Linked DNA regions of Homo sapiens: region 1 is linked to region 2. The links are chromatin contacts, found by Hi-C or POLR2A ChIA-PET in ENCODE. All regions are on one chromosome and are shown on one strand. The core of a region is the stretch at or near the end of the contact, and the rest is flanking DNA. Distances in the headings are between cores, read along the strand shown. Region 1 holds the start of LINC01933 (long intergenic non-protein coding RNA 1933). Region 2 holds the start of GLRA1 (glycine receptor alpha 1).

What was found. A loop is a pair of places that touch in the nucleus more often than their neighbours do. ChIA-PET counts read pairs that join two places held with the same protein, here RNA polymerase II (POLR2A).
Region 1: a map of Calu3 shows a loop between it and region 2 (4-fold over the local background). The contact joins the promoter of LINC01933 here to the promoter of GLRA1 in region 2. A Hi-C loop is called at or near these places in 1 of 168 maps with a recorded cell type or tissue (Calu3). POLR2A ChIA-PET finds 5 or more read pairs at or near these places in 2 of 52 experiments (Panc1 and activated T-cell).

What each region holds. Positions count from the first base shown.
Region 1 is chr5:151,957,440-151,960,791 of GRCh38, forward strand. It overlaps LINC01933 (long intergenic non-protein coding RNA 1933), which reads left to right and starts at 1,459. Exons shown (of 3, transcript NR_109876.1): 1 at 1,459-1,515.
Region 2 is chr5:151,922,876-151,926,316 of GRCh38, forward strand. It overlaps GLRA1 (glycine receptor alpha 1), which reads right to left and starts at 1,976. Exons shown (of 9, transcript NM_000171.4): 1 at 1,619-1,976. The coding sequence starts at 1,674. RefSeq lists a silencer at 2,256-2,468.

The sequences.
Region 1 (3,352 bases), core at 209-2,708, 34 kb after region 2:
GAAGCTGAGGTGGGAGGATCGCTGGAGCCTGGAAGGTTGAGGCTGCAGTGAGCTGTGATCAACCACTATGCTTTGGCCTGGGTGACAGAGTGAGACCCTGTCGAAAAAAATAAATAAAAGTGCACTAAACTGGAACTATGAGTCCTGCATTCTAGTCTTGATTCTGTAATAAACTCACTTCAAGGCTTTGAGTCACTTCACTTCTCTGGGCCTCAGTTTTCCCATTTCAAAAATGGACTGTTAGGTAGCTGGTCTTTAGACTATATCCTGGTGAACTGAGGTTTCAGAGAGGTGCTGGTGATTGCTAGGGGATTGGAGGAGATTATAGGATTACACTAATTATAACCAGCTTTGCTAGCTGCTTTCTGAGGGTTCTTGCATCTCTTGTATAGTACAACACGAGACTAGGAATCCAAGAGGCAATTCTGCTTTCTTATCATAGCATTGTTATGATGGTGGCTTGTATAATCTCATTTTAAAGATGAACCACATCAGACTCAAAGGGCTCAAGCAGTAGGCCCAAAGACCAGTAGCTGGTGCCAAGCCTTGATATGTATTCTGGAAAAACACTCCTATTCCAGTGCTCATTTCACCCCATTGCTTTACCTTTTGTAACTCCTGGACACTGCATTTTATAAAATGGAGCTGACACAGGCTGGGTGAATTCAGTCTTCCTGATAAGCCACCCATCTTAAAATAACACCATCTCACTGTGCTCACATCTCAGATACATTTGTCACAAAAGGAGGGCAGATAGACATCCAGCCTTCATTTGACCTTTAAATCACCTCCTTTTTATCAGCTGTGGCTGATCAGCTGCTCTTTTTGAGAGCAGGTGGGTCGACATAAGATTGATTGGTTTTCTCTGCAGGGGAGTAACTTGGCCCTTTCCAACCCTCTGACCTGCAGAGGCCCTCTGAGCTCTGAGATCCTCGGCAAGAAACAAGAACATAGATTAACAAGGCAGAATGAGGGGCCTCTGTGCCTGGATGCAGGACAAGAAGAGAATAACCAGTGAGAACTCGGAAAGAAGACCAGCCCTTGGGACTTGCACAAGTCCTTTAGTTTATCCTGTCCCCAAATCCTAGGGTGTTTGTGACAATCAAATAAGAAGTTACGTAAGTAGATAGAAACTTGTCAGCCCAGTATGGGCCAATGCAGGAAGTTTTGGACTTGGAAGACATTGTGTTGTGGGGGAAAAAGTGTGAGCTTTGGATCCAGTACCAAAGATGGGTTTGAATCTCAGCCCTGTCCCCACCCAAAGCTCATCTGGAATTGTAGCTCCCACAATTCCCACATGTTGTGGGAGGGACCCGGTGGGAGGTAATTGAATCATGGGGCGTGTCTTTTCTGTGCTGTTCTCGTGATAGTGAATAAGTCTCATGAGATCTGATGGTTTTATAAGGGGGAGTTTTCCTGCACAAGATCTCTCTTTGCCTTCTGCCAGCAGCGTAAGATGTAACTTGCTCCTCACCTTCCACCGTGATTGTGAGGCCTCCCCAGCCATGTGGAACTGTGAGTCCATTAAACCTCTTTCCTGCATAAATTACCCAGTCTTGGGTATGTCTTTCTTAGCAGCGTGAAAACGGACTAATACACCTGGCACTGACAGGAAAAAAAAAGGTTAAGACAGTTGTGAACCCTTGAGCAGGTCACTAAACTCCTCTGTGGCTCAGTTTCTTCATCCGGAAAAAGGAAATTATAATGCTGAACGTGTAGGATTATCATTAAGTGTTAGGGTAATCAACTTGCCTGGAGCGTATCTCATAGTCAGTGCTTAAAATGGTAGTTTTTGTTACTGACATGGAAATGATTGATAAAACAAAGGCCTCAGGGCTTATAAGGAGCAGTGATTATTTTATTGGTGAACAGGATGTTCTATTCCTGTTGGACCAACTGATAACAGTCACTTCATGAAGAAAAAAGGATTTCGAGTGGGATAGAACACTGGAGTTTTCTTTGGTGGTTTTGTCTGGTGGGATCTATTTAATTGCATTCTGCTTAGAACCAACTAATTGTTGAACAATTCAGCTGATCACACACTAGCTAAGAAGGCCATGTGTGAAAAATATCTAGAGAGGTCCTAGCTATTTGGGAGCAAGTCCATCATAAGCCAATATGTGACCCGGCTGCTGATACAGATGAGCCGCTCTTGGAGTGCATTAACAGAAGTAGCAAGCCTAGAATAAGGGAGGAGATGGTCCTTCTGCATTCTCTTCTGGCTGGGATACACTTGGAAATATGGGTTCAGTTCTCTAAGAATCTCATTGTCAAACCTGAGTGTGTTCTGAAGAATGTGAGTAAGAGAGGAAGGAGCTGAAGACCTTGCCATATGGAGAACAAGGAAAAGGATGAGAGAGGCTTTTCCCCTGGAGGTAAGAATGTTCACGGTGATCAATGACTTTAAACTTCTGAAGGGCTGCCATAGGGAAGGAGGAGATGATGGAACACACTGTGGGTGAGTGGAGGTGGGGTCAGAGTCTATCAAGCTTGCCCAACCTGCCTTATTTTTATTGTTGTTCTGTTTTGTTTTGTTTTAGACTTTTAGCAGCCTGAAAGCCATGGTTTTTAGTTTCTGTCTCTAGTGATAAGTGAAAAAGAGGGATGAGGGAGGGGTTTTGGTGGCCTAACCAGAATCAGAAACTAAGAACCCATAATTGTATTTTCTCCCTTGGACACCCCTGGAGGTCTTTTGGACAAAGTTACAAGGAGGAATATTCAATTCGGGAAGATGCTGAATTGGGCCACCTTGTGAGGTAGTAAATCTCCTGGCAGCTGAGATATTCAACCAGAGGCTAGCCAAAGTAAAGCAGTATGTGGTGTGGAGGTTGTGGGAACAGGATTTGATGTTAAATCTGGGTTTAAATACTGGCTGTGCTGTGTGGGCAAGAAGTAAACATCTCTGGATGTACTTGCCTTAGCGGTGAAATGGAGACAGAGCTTACACTACTGGATTGTGAGGGTTAAATGAGATAATATACGTAAAATCCTTAACAGTTGCTCTTAGTATTATTTTGGTTACTTATCAAGGATAAACTCACCAGGGTTTCCTTCCCACTCTACATTTCGGGGATGCTATGAATGAAACAGGCCACTGCATTTCTCCTTGATTGTTCTTTGTTCTCCACTTCAAACCAATTGCCGTTTCATTGCATTTTGTTAATAATATAATTCTAGAGAAAGCTGGCCTGCCATGACTGTTTTTTAGTGTTTCTTCCTCATTAATTTAGATCTTCTCCAGCTGATGAACATTTTTGCTTAGTAGAAGTTCATTAATTCTCCCCTCCCCGACTCATTCCAGCAATGCAATTTAAACAGCATTAATCCGGTATTTAGTGAGAAAATGGAGTTT
Region 2 (3,441 bases), core at 726-3,225:
TCAGTTCTGTCTCCTGTAGACCAAGCAGAGAATCAATTTGCATACAAATGTTACAAAGTACCCAACCTCCATACATTTGTAGTTCTATTAAATATGCAGGGGATAAAGGATCTCATATTATAAATAGAATACTTCCTGCCCTTTCCCCCATAAAGTAGCCACATTTTGATACGTTTCATAAGGCCCTGGATTGTTGTACTTTTTCATTCTATCTGACTCTCTGACTATTTGCAGTCTGATCTGTGGTCAGGACTCTGTGGCCTACAAAATAATTGTTTGAACAGGAGATTAGAAGCTTTAGCATTGGGTATCTCAGATAAGGGGGGATGCCTTTTCTTCATCTCAAGAGACATGAAAAGAGACTGAAATACAGAAACTTACTATTTGAGGGGAGGTGTCATTTAATAAACCAGCCAACAGATTAGTCAAATCAGCAATTCCTATGAACTGTAATAAAACAAAAATTATTTGCTGTTTTATGTTGGGAGAGGGTAATATTTGGTGACCACTTATTTTTAAAAACAATTTGGGGTGGGTTTTTCAAATGACTGTTAATCCAATGCCACAGTAAAATATGAGAGGCAGGCATCTAAAATGAGGAAGATTAATGATCCCTGCATGTCATGGAAGAAGAATAATGTTTTTCAATTCATATAAGTGGAATTTATCATAGCCATCTCTGAAGATGGTATGATTCACACACTTACTAAAGGACTATCTATTTCAATGCTTCTTAAAGAGGTGATTTTTCACTTTTCACTTCTACTAACATAAGAAAGACAAGTCTTCAGGCAGAAAATTTTAACCTGAGAGACAGTGGATGGGATAACTCAGCTGTTGAGTCAAATATAAGCATAAATTTAAAAACAAAGCAAATGAAGATTGCTCATGAGTTCAGGATCTGCAGCTAACAGAGTTTGGAAAGGTGGGTTGGGGAAAGAGGCAGTCAAAGTTTCAAAAGGGAAATGTTTCCCAGTATGTTCCTAAATAGATCCACTCTGCACCCAAGTTCAGGGCTTTACACACTGAGGTTATAATACTATTGTTTCCAAGCACTCAGCCTTAGTAATCCCCCTCCCTCTTCGCAGAAAAAGAAAACAACAGCAAAAAAGGACAGAAAATGAAATGATCTGTGTCCAGCGAGTTTGAGTGCAACCTTCCCCGTCACCGCTAGTTGTCACTTGGCTCCCAGACGGGAAAGCTGAGGTTTTCGGCACTGCGGTTAGGGAGAATGCAGTCCTAATTAAACTGAGTAACTCCTAAAGCTTCCCTTTAAAGTCCTCAGCCGAGTGAAAGCCAACATGCAGTGGGGCTGGGGACCAATAGTGGGGGGTGTAGCAGACAGAAGGACAAACAAACCGTAAGAAACAGGCAAACAGCTGCCAGAACAGCGACTGTCTCAGACCTCCACGCACAAGCCAGACACCCTGCGGGCGGGGGTGGGGTGGGTGGCGGGGGGTGGGAGGGGGGAGAAGGGAGACGGGGGATGGAAGGACCCGATTGCAGTGGAATACAGCACCCCTCTTCCCCAAAATGATGGGACCACGGACAGAGGTAGCCTCCGTACTCTTTCCCCCCATTTCCATCAGAGCGATGTGGTCAGTAGAAAATTGCATACCTGAAGAATACAATGGTCTCCCAAAGGTAGAGTCGAAGAGTATTGAAGCTGTACATTTTTCAGGTCCTTGTGCTTTGTAGTCCACGAGTTATGGGGGCAAAAATGTTTCAAATTGGCACTTACAAAACCAGAAAGCGCTATTGCAAAAAATAATCCAGATGTTAAAGGGAGGCGGGGAACAGGGGCGCGGAGGGAGAGCCCCAGGGGAAATTGGAGCGAGGGGGTCGTAGATACCACGGACAGCGGCGGCTGCGAGGCGTTTCAGCACCACGGAGAGCGTCCAGACCTGCTTTTCAGGAGCGCGAAGAGTATTGCTGTTTGTTAAACTCCAGCGTGTCTGTTGGCTCCCTGCGGCGCTGGGGAGGCACGTTTGGGGGTGGGTATATTTCCTTTTTTTTTTTTTTTTTTTTAAACCCCTGTTTTTCTGTTTAAACGGCCAGCTCCCTGCAAGGAAAAAAATCTTCTGTGGAGATCAGAGCGCTGGCCTCGGACCGTTGGATTGGGCGAGCATCTTGGGTAAAGAGAACAGAGCTTTATGGCTCTGGGCCGGCCTGAGGGGGTTAGGGGCGAGGGGAAAGCGGTTGACGGCGCTGCCTTCAGTTAAATCTCGGAGAGTGTGCCAGGCTGGCGCATCGCAATCCAGTCTCGGAATCTCGTTCTCCTGCCTCTGTGCGGGTCTGCTGTCGCCTTGCTATTCCTGTTTCCCGGTCCCCGCCGAATAAGTTGTGATCACTGCAGAAAAGGTGTCCCATTGCTCGGGGCCGCAGGCGTCAGAGAGCCCAGGGCAAGTTTCAGGGGCTACCGGGGTCCCTGGCTACCCCGCGGGGCTCTGAAGCCCAATGTCTCAGATGCATCTCGGTTTTCTGAGCTCGCTCATCTTCCCTTGGTCAAGACTCCTTCAGATCTTCAGACTTTCTTACTGCATTAATTTAACAAACTGGAGGCGTGGGGGATGGGAGGGGTGATAGCCGATGGGAGGGGGTTGAGGGGGAAAAAAAAAGGGGGAAAACTCCTTAGTATCTTCAAACCCTCCCACTCGAGGTGTTCATTGGCCCGCGGCTACGAAAACCAGATCTTCTCCCGGTATTCGGCCAATAGCCTGTTAGACTCCGGGTTGAATTTAACGCTTAGAGTGCTGGACGAGATCTGCGCAATCCCCTTCCTACCCCCAAGCTTCTTTCCGTGTAAGCGGTGGGGTGAGAGAGGATATGGAATTAATCTCTCTAGGTCTCTCAAAAGGTTGCCTTGATTTTTAAAGAATGCAGTTGTATGTGAGTAAAACACATGGTTCCTTGTTAAGACGTGCTCTGGGCTCAATTTATCCTTTTAAAAGGGAAGAGTTGAACCAGATCCCTGATTTTTTTTAAAAGAGCTCTGAAGTTATAATATTTGGCCCTAGAAAGAAAGGAGGAATATCCAAAAAGAAGTCTGGTGGATAAAGACCCCCTCCAGGGTCACCGCAGCAGGGAAATACGAGAGAAATTCTTTGAGCAGTTTCCAGCGTTGAGTGGGAGGTGTTGTGGCTGGCACCCTTTTGAGAGGGAATAAAAGCACCTTCTTCCAACTGGACAGGAGACAGTTTTATTCGCCTTTTATATGCTGGGGAAACTGAGCCTCACAGAGCTGTGGCTTGCTCCAAATTGATGGCAGAGCCAAGTTGTACACACAGGGATGTGTTATGACTCACATTTCGTTATTTCTTCCTCTGTTTTCCCACCTTATTTGAATCTTAGAAACCAGCTATACATTTCACTGTAAAGCCCATCTGGTGAGATGGAGTTAATCAGATTTTCCCCAAGCTGTGGGACTATAGGATAAATACT